2 separate regions of the Mus musculus genome follow, and region 2 is linked to region 1. Evidence: chromatin loops called from intact Hi-C (ENCODE). Cell type or tissue: heart. All regions are shown on one strand.

The links. Peaks named below come from ENCODE experiments on the same cell type or tissue, not always from the same donor. Only the 100,000 strongest peaks of a DNase experiment are listed, where the experiment ranks them.
Region 2: it touches region 1 in a loop (2.1-fold over the local background); 2 of 42 quality-filtered maps call a loop at or near these places.

The regions. Positions count from the first base shown.
Region 1 is chr9:22,464,349-22,472,348 of GRCm38, reverse strand. It overlaps Rp9 (retinitis pigmentosa 9 (human)), which reads left to right and starts at 3,993. Exons shown (of 6, transcript NM_018739.2): 1 at 3,993-4,275. The coding sequence starts at 4,148. In heart, no CTCF peak of the experiment used is centred here; DNase peaks (open chromatin) are centred at 4,078 and 4,538; H3K4me3 peaks cover 1,832 bases; H3K27ac peaks cover 1,566 bases.
Region 2 is chr9:22,385,240-22,393,239 of GRCm38, reverse strand. Anln (anillin, actin binding protein) reads left to right here and starts at 4,034. Exons shown (of 24, transcript NM_028390.3): 1 at 4,034-4,270. The coding sequence starts at 4,253. It also overlaps a transcript of 9530077C05Rik not described here. In heart, a CTCF peak has its summit at 3,923; DNase peaks (open chromatin) are centred at 3,949 and 4,489; H3K4me3 peaks cover 3,630 bases; H3K27ac peaks cover 3,790 bases.

The sequences.
Region 1 (8,000 bases):
TGGCCCCAGCGGTCTCTCTGGCCCTGGCGGCTAGCCTCATGTAGCGACTGCCCATCTAGCTGTCACAAATCCCAGGAACCAGGTAAAATCAAAACTCTAGAGGCTTGTAATTTATCAGTCAGATTTAAATTAGCAAATTCTCAACCCACAAACTGCTCGCACAATGAACTCAAAACTCAATTGCTATAAACACAAGCTACACACCTAGACGGGTCAGACACACCCTACTTATTACTTAATCACCTAAGAAATCCCCAATACTTGTGGCTTCCAGGACCACGAGTTTCTGGTTCCTCTTCCTCTCCTATAGGTCTCATCTTTATGAGGAATAACCTCATAAACTTAGGAAGTTTACCCGTACAACCCCCTATCCAAATTCCCATAATGGGGGCTGACTTCCAATGCTCTCGCCTCTTCCTGTTGGTGCACATCTGCTATCCCATCCTGTGGGGAGTGGAAGCAGGAGGAGAAGAGGTTCATGGCCATCCTCTGCTATGTGAAGGGTTCAGGCTAGCCTAGACTACATGGGAACTTGTCTGGAAACACAAAAATGAAATAAAATACAAACAATAAAGACTTTCCCACTAGTTTTGTTTTTGTTTTCGACTTTCCCACTAGTAAGAATATCTTCTAGACACTACATTTGCTGACTAAATTTGAGTGTCTCACAAAGCACTTGACATGGCTGGCGTAGGCAGGTTCTGCCTGTGGCTAGATCGACTTCCAGAAAGCAGTTCTTCCTAGATTAGTGCTTTCTTTTTAATGATTTTTGTTTGTTTGTTTTGTTTTTAGAGACAGGGTTTCTATGTATAGCCCTGGCTGTCCTGGAACTCACATTGTGGACCAGGCTGGCCTCGAACTCAGAAATCCGCCTGCCTCTGCCTCCCAAGTGCTGGGATTAAAGGGGTGCGCCACCATGCCCGGCTGATTTTTTTAAAGAAGTATTTATTTACTTATTTATTTATTTTATGTATATATGAGTATGCTGTAGCTGTAGTGATGGTTGTGAGCCATCATGTGTTGCTGGGAATTTGAATTCAGGACCTCTGCTCACTCTGGTCAACCCCACTCGTTCTGGCCCTGTTCACTCCTCCCTAAAGATTTATTTATTATTATATGTAAGTACACTGTAGCTGTCTTCAGACACACCAGAAGAGGGCATCAGATATCATTACAGATGGTTGTGAAACACCTTGTGGTTGCTGGGATTTGAACTCAGGATCTTCATAAGAGCAGTCGGTGCTCTTAAACACTGAGTCATTTTTCCAGTCCTTAATGGGTTTTTAAAAAAGATTTATTTATTTTATTTTATTATATGTGAGTACACTGTAGCTGTCTTCAGACACTCCAGAAGAGGGCGTCAGATCTTGTTACGGATGGTTGTGAGCCACCATGTGGTTGCTGGGATTTGAACTCAGGACCTTCAGAAGAGCAGTTGGTGCTCTTAACCACTGAGCCATCTCACCAGCCCCCTTAATGGTTTTTTAAAACACAAATTTACTTAGTGTGTGTACATATGTACAGAGTAAAGATCAGAGGACAACTTGCGGCAGTCAGTTCTATCTTCCGCCATATTGGTCTGTGGTCCCTGGGGATCAGATTTTGGTCAGTCATGGCAGCAAGTGCTTTTACTCATTGTGCTAGCCCCCAGCTTAGTGTTTAAGAGTAAAACACTAGTTTGTAGTTCTAAGGCAAATCACTTTATCTGCTCATAACCTCAGTATATTAGCCCACCACTTGATTTCATGGTTTGTTGTGGTTTTATTTTTGTTTTTTGAGATCAGTTCTCAATATGTAGCCCTGGCTACCCTATGAAGACCAAGCTGGCCCTGAACTTTCAATGATCTTGTCTCTGCTTCCCTAGTGCTATAGTCAACAGCATATGCCACCATGCCTGACCAAGATAACATACTTTTTATTATTTTTGTGGTGCTGAGGATTTAACACAGGGCCTGTGCATTCTAAGCTCCAGCACTGAGCTGCAGACCCAGTTCCATCTATATTTAAGGAATAAATTTTCAATTCGTGAGTTTTAAGCATTCGACACTTTTACAAAGGATTATTTTTATTTTATGTATATGAGTATTTCCCCTAAATGTATACACATGTGTGCAGTGCCCATGGAGGCCAGAAGAGCGTGCACTGGATCTCCCAGAACTGGAATAACACACAGTTGTGAGCTGCTGTATGTATGGGAACCAATCCCAGGCCCAGTGCAAGAATGGCATGCCCTCTTAACTGCTGAGCCACCTCTCAACCCCAAGACATTTTTATTTTACTTTTATTTTCATTTAAGTTGGGATACTTATTGAATGGTAGCGTAGCATGCCTCAGACCCTAATCAGTTGGTTGTTTTACCTAAAAACAGGAGACATGAGATTGATTAACCCTGAATTTATCTAGTCTATCTGCTCCCTCTCCAATATTTAAGGCACAAAAAGTAACTACGGTATTTTACTGTCAGATTTTACAGAGGCCTATTCCAGACCTGGGAAAAGGCCCCTTCCCAACCATCAGCTTTAGAGTCCAGGAACGGTGAGAGCATCACAAACAGATCATTCTGAATGAGATCATCCAGGAAGCTGTCCCCAGTTCCCACCCCATCACAGTGGAGCAGTCACCTTCATGGGAAACAGATTGTCCCCTCAAGTAATGAGGTATATGTGACTACCTTGCAAGACAATGATTGAAATAACCAATCATAACATGGTTTGACCAATATTTAATTGTTGGTAGCTGATCCCTGCCTCAAATCTTCCCCTCCTTACATCCTAAAACCTCGTGCCAGTTATCTGGAAATAGGCTGTGAAACTCATCTCTATTTTCTCAGTGTGGGCCACAGTGATTAGTATCCTTTTGTTGCCCCTCCCGCACTGGGAGTCAGGCTCTGCTTATGGCTGGTAGAATTAGCAGCAGGTGGTGCACACCTTTAATCCAGGCACTTGGGAGGAAGAGGCAGGCGGATTTCTGAGTTCGAAGCCAGCCGGGTCTACAGAGTGAGTTCCAGGACAACCAGGGCTACACCCTGACTCGAAAAACCAAAATAATAATAATAATAATAATAATAATAATAATAATAATAATAATAATAAATAAATAAAACAAGCAAACAAAAAAGATTTAGCAGCACAGACCAGATTGAACTCATAGAGAACTGCCTGCCTCTGCTGAGTACCAAAATGCCAGCCTAATACCTTTCTTTCTTTTTCTCGGTCGTTCCTCTTTGCTACCTTTGGATAAGTGTAGAGACCTAACTTGGAACGCTCCGAGTGGAGCTTCCGGCCTGAGACACCGCTTATAGGAGCAAAGGAGGAAGAGCAAGTTTTAAAAAAGGATGCTCCTCTGCAGGATACTGTGTGTCTGCTTTTATTTTTTATTTGCATCACCAAAAATCTTGGTATAAAATATTATGAATATATTGGTCTGTGTTTTTACTACGAATTCGCATAGTCTGGGAAACTGAAGATTTTATAGAGAACGTTGTTTTCTTCCCAGAATGGATGAATCCATAGGTAACAAGTAGCAGCCAAAAGGCTTTTAGTTTAGAAGGCCATACTGCTTTTGCAGAGAACCAGAGTTCGGTTCCCAGCATAGGGTGGCTCATATAGCCCACAGTTCCAATTCTAGAGAGCCATCGTCCTCTTCTGAATTCTGGGCAACTACCGAACTCCACCCCTGCACCACCACCCCAAATATATACGTAGAAATAAAATCTTTTCTCTTTTTCCTTTGTAACAGGATCTCCCCAGGTCTCTGACTTTACTAGCTTGACCTCGTACTCACAGGTCAGTGTTTCTGCCTCCTGCGTGCTGATATTAAAGACCTTTGACACCTTGCCCACCCACAAATACTTAAAACCTTCATAATATAAAAAAAAAAAAAAAATAGAAAGCAACGAGTCGCAGAAGTGGGTGTGGCCTGCAGGCGACTTGGAGCACCCGGAAGCCCTCGGGCCCCGCCCGCCTTCGCCCCGCCCCGGCCCGCCCCGCCCCTCTCAGCTAAGGTTCCCGCAGGCCTCAGGGCCGCGGGGGCCTGGCTGCACGTTCCCTGTCGGCGTTCTGCGGCACGGGCCGGTGGGACGTTGGTGGGGTTGCGCTGCGGGGAGGAAGAGGCGACTTTCCACCTTCTAAGCCCGCCTCGGGTCGCGATGTCGTCCGGGGCCGGGTCTCGGCGGCCGCGGGAGCCGCCGGAGCACGAGCTGCAGCGGCGGCGGGAGCAGAAACGGCGGCGGCACGACGCGCAGCAGCTGCAGCAGCTCAAGCACCTGGAGTCCTTGTGAGTCGGCTGGGCCGGGTGCGGGCGGTGCGGGCCGCCGCCGACGGGTGGGCGTCGCGGCCTGGCGAGCCCCCGGCTCCCTCTGCTCGAGGGCGGCGGAAGGACGCGAGGAGGGAGGCCGGCCACTGTCCCCGCCACGGCGACCGTGGCAATGGCAGTTGACGCGTCCGGAAGCCGAGCTCGGAGCCCCTGGGGGTCGAAGGACGCCAGCCTCTGTCCACTACCACGGACGGCATCGGCGGGAAGCTCAGGGTGGAAACTGCGGGAGACGCGCGGGAAGGCAGCGGACCCGCAGCCGGGCCTGAGGGTGGAGCCCGATGACCTGCGACGACTGTAGTGTAGAGTCGCATGTAGGTGAGGGAAGGTGGCGGGCCTCCCGTCCACAAACTAAACCGAGGTAAAAGTCAGAACCGGGGAGGAGAGGTTTGGGGACGCTGAGCGTGGTGAGGACAGGACATTGTAGGAGACTGTAGAAGATGTTTGTTATGCAGACATTTCGTGTGTGTGTTTGAAGACAAGTTTCCCTGTGTGTATCTTATGCAAACAAGTCTCCGTGTGTGTGTGTGTGTGTGTGTGTGTGTGTGTGGTGTGTGTGTGTGTGTGTGTGCGCGCGCGCGCGCCTGCATATTACCTCACCTGCCCGCCACCTTTGATCATTTTATCTATGCTTGACACATCACTGGCACATTGTTTGTGTGTTATTTTCTTCTTTCAGTGATGGTGTTTCAGTATGGAGTTTTCCCTCTTATATGCCCACAACCCCAGGCATCCTGTTCGTGTCTAAGACAAGGAAGGGCTCATGAGCCTCCCACCTTAGACTAGAGCGCCCTCTTAAATTAAATTTCTCTACATGTGACCTCCTTCACCTAGGAAATTTTCACACTACTGCATGAGTATGGGTATGTAAAATAGGGGATACAAGTCAAACACTTACTGATAATAAGACATAAGGAAATGTGTTTAAAGCAGTTCTTATATATGCAGTTTTACCATTGATTAAAAACAAAAGCAAAATTGAATACTAATGAGATAGATTACTTGTTTATTTTTACACAATTTAATCTTGGCTGCATATTTGAATGATGAAGGATGTAGAACATCTTCAACATTTTTCAGAATGATTTTATATTTTGATTTTATAATTGTTGAAGCTTTCACACCACTGTCACTATGCATAAGTACATAGAATATACGATAATAGTAGGAGTATGTTTAGGGCCATTTCAGAAATTGTTGCAAATTTGATCCTAACCAAAAAAAAAAAAATTGAACATTTTTTAAAAAGATTTATTTAAGTACATGAGTACACTGTAGCTGTCTTTAGACAGACCAGAAGAGGACATCAGATTTCATTATGGATGGTTGTGAGCCACCATGTGGTTGCTGGGATTTGAACTCAGGACCTCTGGAAGAGCAGTCAGTGCTCTTATCCTCTGAGCCATCTCTCCAGCCCCTAATTGAACATTTTTTAAAAGATCTATTTATTATGAATATCTTGCCTGCACGTATGTACTTGCATCTCCTGCATGCCTGGTGCCCGATGAAGCCAGAAGACTTCATTGAACCCCTTGGGACTGGACTTGTAGTTGTGAGCAGCCATGTGGGTGCTGGGACCCAAACTTGGGCCCTCTGCCAGAGCAACAAGTACTCTTAACCACTGAGACATCTCTCCAGCACCACGGGACAGTTCTGTATGAAACGTAAGGCAGCAACATTAGCGGCATTTTTAAAATCAGATATTCTGGGCCAGCAAGATGGCAAAGCCCTGCTGCCAAGCCTGATAACCAGGGTTCAATGCCCAGGACCCACAGAGTAGAAGGCAGGAACAGACTCCTGACTTCTAACCTTTACACATGTGCCTTGGCACATATGTGCGCTCACACTTACGTGCACACTAAATAAATAAGTATATAAAAATGTAATGTAATAAAATATTCTAGCACAGTACTACTTGAAAGTAATACTAACTTAATGCTTACAACCCAGCAATGATAATGGGAATATACTGGAAGCCTTTGTTTTTCATGATTAAACCATCACCAGTATTAAAACCTGCTTCTTCGGAATTCCAGCATATACCACAGATGAGCTCAGACATCCAGCCTTGTAGAGGGAACTGCTAGCAGCTTCTCAGAATAGCCTTTGCAGTTTGCTGACGCCTCTCCTGGAAGCATAGAGAGCACTGAAAGCCCAGAGTGAGCTATTGAGAAGCATGCATTTGATGATCTGATCCACCCACCGTGAGGAACAAGGGATTTAGTGCTCAGGCTCGGGCAGGGGTTACACTGTACGTAAAACTCCCAACAATTGGTGGGGAAAAAAGGAGATTAACAATGCTGTCTGGTTGCTTCTAGCATTTCTGGATACAGCGACAAAGGAAAAATATCAACTCTGATATAATTGACTGGCTCCAGATGGGCATAGATAGTCTAATGGTTTCTAAGTGTGCCCTGGAGTAGCCACAGAGCTTAAGCTGAGGAAGATCAAGCCAAAGACCCCATTATACACTTGGCTGAATTGCAGTACAGATTCAAGTTCTCTCCTCTGACAGGGTCAGCCATAATAGTTAGGACACTGACTGGTAAGGACTGGGTCCTGTACTTGGCCTAGAGATGAAGCAGTTCTCTACTGAGGCTGAAGACTTTGGAACCTCAGATTCTCAAGTGTTTATCTCACTGTTAGCGGAGTAGTCTCTCCACTCTTAGCAGAGAATGTATTCATACCTAACCCATGTAGCATTGTTCTGTCTGCATTTGTGTAAAGGAACCAACCCTTCATCGTCTGCCAGACAGCAGTGACTTCCCTTGAGAGTCGCCAGGCTGATACTGCTGTCCTTCAGGACCCACTGACCTACATCCAGATCTAAGGCAGGCTCCTGCCATGAGGAGGTGTGCTGTGCCACTGAAGAACCTAATGAGTTTGCTGATCCATTCAAGCAGGAGTTTGGGGATTATGTGTGGGGATGGATTGTAAGGGGATGGGATAATGTTGGAAAGAACATAAAACTGCATCTGAGTAAGTTTATTGATACAGGCTCACTAAGTGGCGAATCTAGGTTTGATATGGAAGATTACACAGTTTTTAAAAAGGTGTTAAGGGCTGGAGAGAGATGGCTCAGTGGTTAAGAGCACCGACTGCTCTTCCGAAGGTCCTGAGTTCAAATCCCAGCAACCACATGGTGGCTCACAACCATCCATAATGAGATCGGATGCCCTCTTCTGGTGCATCTGAAGACAGCTACAGTGTACTTAGCTATAATAATAAATAAATCTTAAAAAAAAAAAAGATGTTAAAAGTTTGATCGGTTGGCTAAAGAAGCGTTTGTCAAAAGATGGCCTACTGAGATAGAGTTGGAGCATCTGATGTCCCTTGGCTTAATGCATATACTGTGTAAAAACTAGTCCTCCACAATAGGAAGGCCAGAATTCTGACACACCCTTCACTAATGTCATGAGACAAAATGGTGAGGGGCACCAGCACATGTAAAGGCATTTGTTGTCACCCTTTTCCTTGTGCCAGACCTCAGAGTGGCTATGCTGCTGTTCGATTAGATGGATTCATTGTGATTGGCTTAATTGGGCCATGAGTAGCAGAGGCCAAGTAGCAGCACTAAGTCACCAAAGGCAAGGTGACTGTAGTTATCATACTGAGCAGCATAGACAAAGCAGTGTCCGCGGTGACCTGACCTGAAAAGGACATCACATGTAAAGTGGGTTTTAAAGTGT
Region 2 (8,000 bases), 79 kb after region 1:
TCTCAGGGTTGGATTGCAGGCAGATTTTTTTCAGTCTGCAAGGAGGTTTGGGAACCAAGATAAACTATTGCTAGAGAAACCATAGCTGGTGAGAACTAGAAACTATGGGAAATCTTTATCCTGCTTTGCCTTTAAAAGAAGCTGAACGACGGGCATGATGGCGCACGCCTTTAATCCCAGCACTTGGGAGGCAGAGGCAGGCGGATTTCTGAGTTCAAGGCCAGCCTGGTCTACAAAGTGAGTTCCAGGACAGCTAGGGCTACACAGAGAAACCCTGTTTCCAAACACACACACAAAGAAGAAGAAGGAGGAGGAGGAGGAGGAGGAAGAGGAGGAAGAGGAAGAAGAAGGAAGAAGGAAGAAGAAGAAGAAGGAAGAAGGAAGAAGAAGGAAGAAGAAGGAAGAAGAAGGAAGACTAAGGAAGAAGAAGGAAGAAGAAGGAAGAAGAAGGAAGAAGAAGGAAGAAGAAGGAAGAAGAAGGAAGAAGGAAGAAGAAGGAAGAAAAGAAGAAGGAAGAAGAAGGAAGACGAAGGAAGAAGAAGGAAGAAGAAGGAAGAAGAAGGAAGAAGAAGGAAGAAGGAAGAAGAAGGAAGAAAAGAAGAAGAAGGAAGAAGAAGGAAGAAGAAGGAAGAAGAAGGAAGAAGAAGGAAGAAGAAGGAAGAAGAAGGAAGAAGAAGGAAGAAAAGAAGAAGAAGGAAGAAAAGAAGAAGAAGAAGAAGAAGAAAGGAAGGAAGGAGAAGAAGAAGAGAAGAAGAAGAAGGAAGAAGCTGAAACTTTGAATAAACTGTGCATTGGCTGTGTACCCCACCCCCCACCCCCGTGTCCTGTTAATGTGGCTCTACCCTTGGGATCCCTACACACGTTGACAGCGGTGCACACCTGTAATCTCAGCCCTTGGGAGGTAGAAGCAAGAAGATCAGGACTTCAAGGTCATCTTCCACTGCATAGGAAGTTTGAGGCTATTCTGGGACATACTGAGGACACGGTGTCTGTAACACATTGATACTCCTCCCTTGCATCTCTATTCCTAGAGGTTGCTCACAGAGCCTCTCCTACATGCCATACAAGCACTCCAGCACCGAGCCACTCGCAAGTGCATTTTAAAATTATTTTAAGACAGAATCTCACTGAATGGCCCAGGTTGCCTTCAAATTTGTGATCCTCTCACTTAATCAACCTGAAGTAGCTGGCATTACAAGTATGCACCACCACACCCATCTGTATACTCGAAAGCAAAATGACCTGTTTTTGAAAGGTCTTACTAGGTAGCCCAAGCTGGCTTGGAACCTACTATGTAGCCAAGGCTAGCCTTGAGCTGAAATCATCCTGACTCAGTCAGGTGCCCCCACACCCCACTTAATTTTTGTTGGTTCTTATTCTTCATTACAATACATGCATAAAAGGAGACGCCCATTAGCCAGATAACCTGACGTGGAGAACCTTTGTCTGATCCTTTTTGCCACTGCTTTCTGGTCAGGTCTTGGCCTTTTCTCTTTCTGTAAAAATATAAATATTTATGTTATTGTATTACTTTGTCAATTGTGAGAATGTATGTGATTTTTGAAAACTTTAACTTGAAATATATATTTTGGAGTGTCCTTGATAAAGTTAATGTTACCACATTTTTGAGGTTAATTTTATCTACAAGAAACATAATTATTTGTTTAAAAGAATAGATCCTCTGAAGATGAAATACTCATTTTTCTAGGGCCCTATCTCACCTTGAGATCCTTGTCTTTAAAAGAATATTTTTATGTATATGGATGTTCTGTCTACATGTATGTCTGTGTATCATGTGTGTACCTAGAATCCACATAGGCTGAAGGGGAAACTGGACAGCTAGGGCTGGAGTTACAGGTGGTTGTGAGCCACCACGTGGGTGCTGGGAATTAAACCTAGTTCCTCTGGAAGAGCAACCAATGCTCTTGATTGCTGAGCCATGTCTCAAGCCCCTTGGTTAGATGATGATAATCTGGGATTGTATGCATTACCACCATATCCAGCAATGATTTTTTAAAAAGATTTATCTATCTATCTATCTATCTATCTATCTATCTATCTATCTATTTATTTATTTATTATATGTAAGTACACTGTAGCTATCTTCAGGCGCACCAGAGAGGGCATCAGATCTCATTATGGGTGGTTGTGAGCCACCATGTGGTTGCTGGGATTTGAACTTTGAACCTTTGGAAGAGTAGTCGGGTGCTCTTACCCACTGAGCCATCTCACCAGCCTGATTTTTTTTTTTTAAATGAGAAAAGTTATTCCAGCTTATAAGCTTAAGAAAGAACTGCTATGGGTCAGAGACTCACACAGAAATGTTAGGAGACAACTGCAGTGGTCTAGGGGTGTGCTCTTGAATCTGTAGCATGGCTTCTGGGATAGACCAGCTTCATACATGGGAGCTATTGTACTGGTGGGTGCTGCTATCCTTATTACCACTATGATCAAGACATTAATGAAAGGTCAACGCTACAGGGCGTGGTAGTAGGAAAAAAAACCTACAAGTTTAGAGTAGCAATACTGCTTTATCCATGCTAGCTAGAATCAAATTGTTTACAATGAAACCAAGGATTACAGAGGCAACAGCCCGAAGGCACAACGGCTACATAAATTTCCAATGACTCATTCCCAAGACTGACCTACACAGCCACACCCCAAGTACCCACACCCCTTTTCCTGTTCAGTGCTTGAAAAAAAATTCAGGCATCCGTTCCCTTTGGTTTATAGGTAGCAAATTCTAACAACCCCACACACCACACACTTAAACAAAGCTCCTTCCATTTTCTATCATTTCACAGCTCCAAGGCACCAAGGAAATTTATTATTCTTGTTATACTGTGGTCCCAAGGATCTGAATTCTTAGAAGTTGCTCTTAAAGAAGTTCTTATTCCATGCCCCAAATTCAGTTTATTACAATCTATACATTTTTAAATTCTTTATTACTTAGAAAAACATCATTAATTTATTTCCTGTGTGTGTGTGTGCAGGTCAGAGGACAATTTGCTGGAACTGGTTCTGGGTCTAGAATTCAGGTCCCAAGACTTGGTAGCAAGCGCCCTCATAGCTAGCATGTGCTCTGTCGCTGGCCCCAAGCTTCCTATTTTTATTTAGCTTTGATTCTGGACTTGACCCTTCAACACTTTCAGTTTTTCTGTTCAATAAGCACAGTTGATCCTGTTATGGACTCATTTAGGACACAGAGACTCAACCATAAACCTTGCTACCATACATCTGTTTTACACAATCTCGTAAGGACTTTAGCTCTCACAGCACCAACCTAGGCACAGAGATTTTGGTGCTTTGTCGACCTTTTGACGTATAAAGGCAAACAGTTCTACTACCAGAGGTTTGGCAACCCATCTTTTTAGACACATTCTTGGAAAGCCTAGCAGAATGTCAAATGGTAAGACACTGTGAGGGTCTCCAAAAGACCCTCCCAGGAAGAGGAAAAGGAAAGTCAGATTAAAAGTTACTCGTGCAATAGTTTGTCCTGCTTTCTGCCTGTTAAACGGGAACTTTTATTAAATATGGACTTTCCGATTGTCCCTTCTCTCAAAGTGTTCTCACTGCTGGCTTTGGGTAGTTGACTGGGATTTAAAACCGAAGGGTCTGTTACTGTCATCTCTTTTCCCCACCAAACAAAGAACTAGTCACTGGCTGAGAGTGTGGGGACCCGCCAGAGTGGTCTCTCAGGAGGTCAAGCTGGCTGTCTAGTCCCACTTCTGGTGGCAGGATCAGGCCCAAAGGCCAGAGGGCCGGACCGGGTTCGTAAGGCCCACGGAGGAAGAAGGCAGGGCGGCGGGAGCTGACAGAGTCAGGAAGGGACCCGCTACGGCGTGCGTGGGTGCGTGCGGGATGGCAGGGCCCTCTCCCTAGGCAGTTCAACGGCAGAACCGTCTCCACCCAAGCGGAGGAGAGAGAGCAGTGCTCGCAGCTCCGGACCAGTCCCAACTTGGCCGCATCACGTGACCTAGCTCAGGGGCGGGGGCAAGCGGCCCGCCCGGCCCCGCCCACCCCGCGCGCATGCGTGTCGTCCGGGGCGCTGAAATTCAAATTTTGAACGGCCGTGGTAGCCTACCGACTCCGTGGGTGCGGAGGGCAGAGCCGACTGGGTGTGAGAGCGCCCGCCGCCTCGACTGCAGTCCTCCTCCAGGAGCTGCGCCGAGCCTGCACTCACTTCTTTCCTCTTCCTGAGTTTGAACCGTCGGACCCACCGTCTAGCCGTCCACTGGTGAGGCCTGGGGCGATGGACCCGTTTACCGAGGTGAGAGACTCTGCGGGCGCTGTGAACCATGACCCCTGCCGACTCCGGGACCCCCGCCCGCGCTGTCAGCCTGCGGCCAGCGTGGCGCGTGCGCACAGCGAGCGTGCAGCCGGACGGAAGCCGCGGGGTCGCAGCCGCCCCGGCTTCGCTGCTCCGTCCCTGGCTCTGGGGAAGGCAGGGCCTCAAAAACCCCATGCAAACCCCGAGCTCTGTAGTCGTTTAGCCTTCCTCCACTCCCCCAAGTGCTGGCTCGGGGTGTGAGCGCCTGGGCGCTCTGGCTTGAGCCTGCCCCCCCGGCTCCCGGGACTTAAAGCACGCTTCCCTCCATCCTTCATCCGTCTTGCTGTGACCCGGGAGAGTGCCGCTCAGGGGCCTAGTGGGACAAGCCCTGCCCTAAAGCTGGAATAGTTGGCAGGGTGGAGTCGGCCCAGTGACTCGTACTGTGTGCTTGGAATCTGATGGAAGTGATAAAGGACTTCACAGGCCCAGAGGAGCTTGAGCGCTTAAGAATCCTGTGATGAAACCACCGAAGTCTAAATGAGCAGGTGCTTTAGCCTGGCGTCCTTCATAAGTCACGGCTCTACTAACTTTAGAAAGAAAGTCTCATGCACAGGGTTGATACTGGTTGAAAGGAAACAGGGCTTATAGTTACCTCAGCGTGTACAAAACAAAATTATAAGTGTATGCTGTAGGGTTGGTACACCTCAGTGTTTATGTAGCGTATCATTTCAACAATGCTTTCCTCATCTCTTCCTTGGAAATAAGGTCTAGATTCCGTTGTTAATCTTATTATTTATGCCTAGTTTTAGCTTCACGTTGCAGCTGTACACCGACATTCAGGATTGCGTGTTGCTGTTGGCCCATTCTTTTATTGCAGGACAGTTCCTCTTTTTCTTTTGCTTCAAGCTGTTCTTTAAATTTCAAGACTTGTGAGTTTTGTAAAGTGGGCATACAGTGTTTCTGTACTACATTGAAAAATGTCGTAGAGGATAGTAATAATTTATTTTGGGTAGTGTAGTTAACAATTCCATAAGCTAAGCCCAAGATACTAGTTAAGGATTTCAACAATTAAAGATTTCAACTTGACAGTTATGCTGCCCCACACACCCTGTGCTCCGTTTGAAGTTCTCAGTTATCTTGAGGAAAACAACATTTTGATAACGTTAGAATTTCTAATAGAGGACTGGAGAGATGGCTCAGCTGCCAAGAGCACTGGCTTCTCTTCCAGAGAACCTAGGTTCAATTCCCAGCACCCATTTGAGTCTCATAAAAGCCTGTAACTCCAGTCTCGGGGAAGCTAATGTCTTCTTCTGGCCTCCAGGGACCCCAGATACATATGTGGTACCCAGACATACTTGTGTATGGTATCCCTATACAGACAAATAAATGAATTTGAAAAAAATTCATTTTAATAATAATAGAAGCAGCCACGACATATTTTGTAGCAGCTATAGCGAATAGGGACAATTATTCACCAAATATTTGTCACTTACATTGAATCTTTAAATTTTTATTTATATGAGCCAGGCTTTGTGGCGCATACCTTTGATCCTAGCGCTCAGCGGGCAGAGGCCTGAGGATCTCTTGAGTTCAAGCCAGCCTGTTATTCCAAATGCAACTAATATATATAATCATTTTCCAAGACAAGGTTTATATGTGTGTGTGTTTGCACATTGACTTATGAGTTTGAATTTTTTATTGAAAGCATTCTTAAAACTTGCATGCAGTAAAGTTACCACAATTCTAGATAGTATTGACTTTAAAAATGATATTTTGTGACTAAAAGAATAAAATTACTTAAAATAGTGCTATATACAGGAACAAAACTCTTTGGAAAGTTGGTTGAAATTTGTCCTTTAACTTAAAAATATCCTTTTGAAAGTAGTTCAAAACTCAGACCAAAAAATCTTCTTGTTTGGGTTCTTTTAGAATGTGTTTGAAAATGTGCATGCCTTAATGTGTAGTTTATATTATAAAAGCTAGGTCAGTTGCAGTTAGAATAACAGCTTTGAAATCTTTTCCTTAATTGGTAATGAGAACACAGAGTGAGTTCCAAGACTAGGTGCTCAGTGATAACATTCAGAACATTTTTGTACTGTGAAATGAGTTTCTAACACAGTTTTGTGTGTGTTTGTTTGCTAAAAGGGACTGAATGTCAGTATAAAATAACTTTCTCAGCAAGGTTCTTACTCAAAACCATGCAACACAGAAAAATTACTTGAGATAATTTTTTAAAGTCCTCTCAGGGTGATTTTTTAGCATGATATAATGCCACCATAAAACAGAAAAGAAATTATCGTGTTCTATCAATGCCAGGACATTAAGACTCTATTCTCTTAATGATTCCTGTTTCAAATGCTACAGTCCCGGTAAGCACTCTGTGCTTAGGCCTCGCCTCCCTGCCACCCTGGTGTCCAGCATGCCCTCCCTCACTTTGCCTGCCTTTTCTGCTTTATAAATGCACACTTAACCACCAGTTTGCAGCGCGCCCTCCAGACCTTCACTGAGAGTCGCTTTCACAGGACTCCCCTCTGTGCACTTTGTGTTAAATGTGCTTCCTTCCAGAATGGGTATGTTCCAAATCAACTGTATGATACAATAAGGAAAGTGTACTTAAAATACTGAGCACATACCTTTACGCAATTTAGACATTATTTCTTCAATTAAAAGAAAAAACCTCATTGGCACTTATTAGCCTGATTTTATTATTTAGACTGTTTAAATGTTTATTTTCTTTTTACACCTGTGGGTTTCCAATCCATTGCAAACAGTAGAGCACTGTGTGCATTTGAATGGCAAAACCACATTTTTCCGTTGTGACCCATTGGAAGCTGTACTGACTCAGTGCTTGACTCTGGAGAATGGAATGTTGGCCGTGCCCATTGATGGATATAATTAGGGCATTTTTTCCACCCAAAGTGATGTATTTTATTGTGAAAGAGATAGCAAACCATTATGAATTTGTATAGCAGTCTGGTCATTTTTGATTGGTTGGAGGAGACTGTTTTAGGGTATGAAGGTCTTGTGCACACACAGTATTTTAATTGCACAGCCTTTTGGTTGTCATTTCTTTCAAGGAACCTTAAAGTAGAAGAGAATTCTAAGTGCAGAGGGCTGTGCCTCAACCCAAATTTAGTTCATTGTTGTTTTTAACAAAATCTCAACTGTTTGATTTTACCGCTCAGGAGCCAGATGCTGGGGTGAAAGCCTGCTAGCTCAGAGAGGCAGAGAAGGCACCCAGATGACCTTCCTCCATAGCCAGCATCCTAGAGGAAGTTCTTCACTCACACAGTGTCAAAGCCCTCAAACTTAGTGCCCCCTTCTACTTCCTGTGAACTTCTCCATCAGCTCTTCTGCCTCCCTCTTTCTTTCTATGTTTTTTCCTCTGTTTGCCCCCTGTCAACTAGTTGCTTATCCCAGTCTGACTCTTGACCTATGGTTGACTTTATTTAATCCTGTTTACAGTCTTCAAGCAGAAAGCTCTTGGATTAAAGGTACATGCTAGAGCTGAGGTACACTACAACTAGAAACAGTCCCCCCCCCCCCCCCAGTAAATAACACAATCTCAGGGTTTACAGTGTGACCAAATATCCTGCAACAGTTCACGTTTTGTGTTGTTGTAAGCAGAGTCTTGTTCTGGAGACCAGGCTAGCTTTGTGTCCCATGTTGTCTCCCACTCATGAGCTTTCCCTCCCTTCCTCCCTCCCTCCCTCCCTCCCTCCCTCCCTCC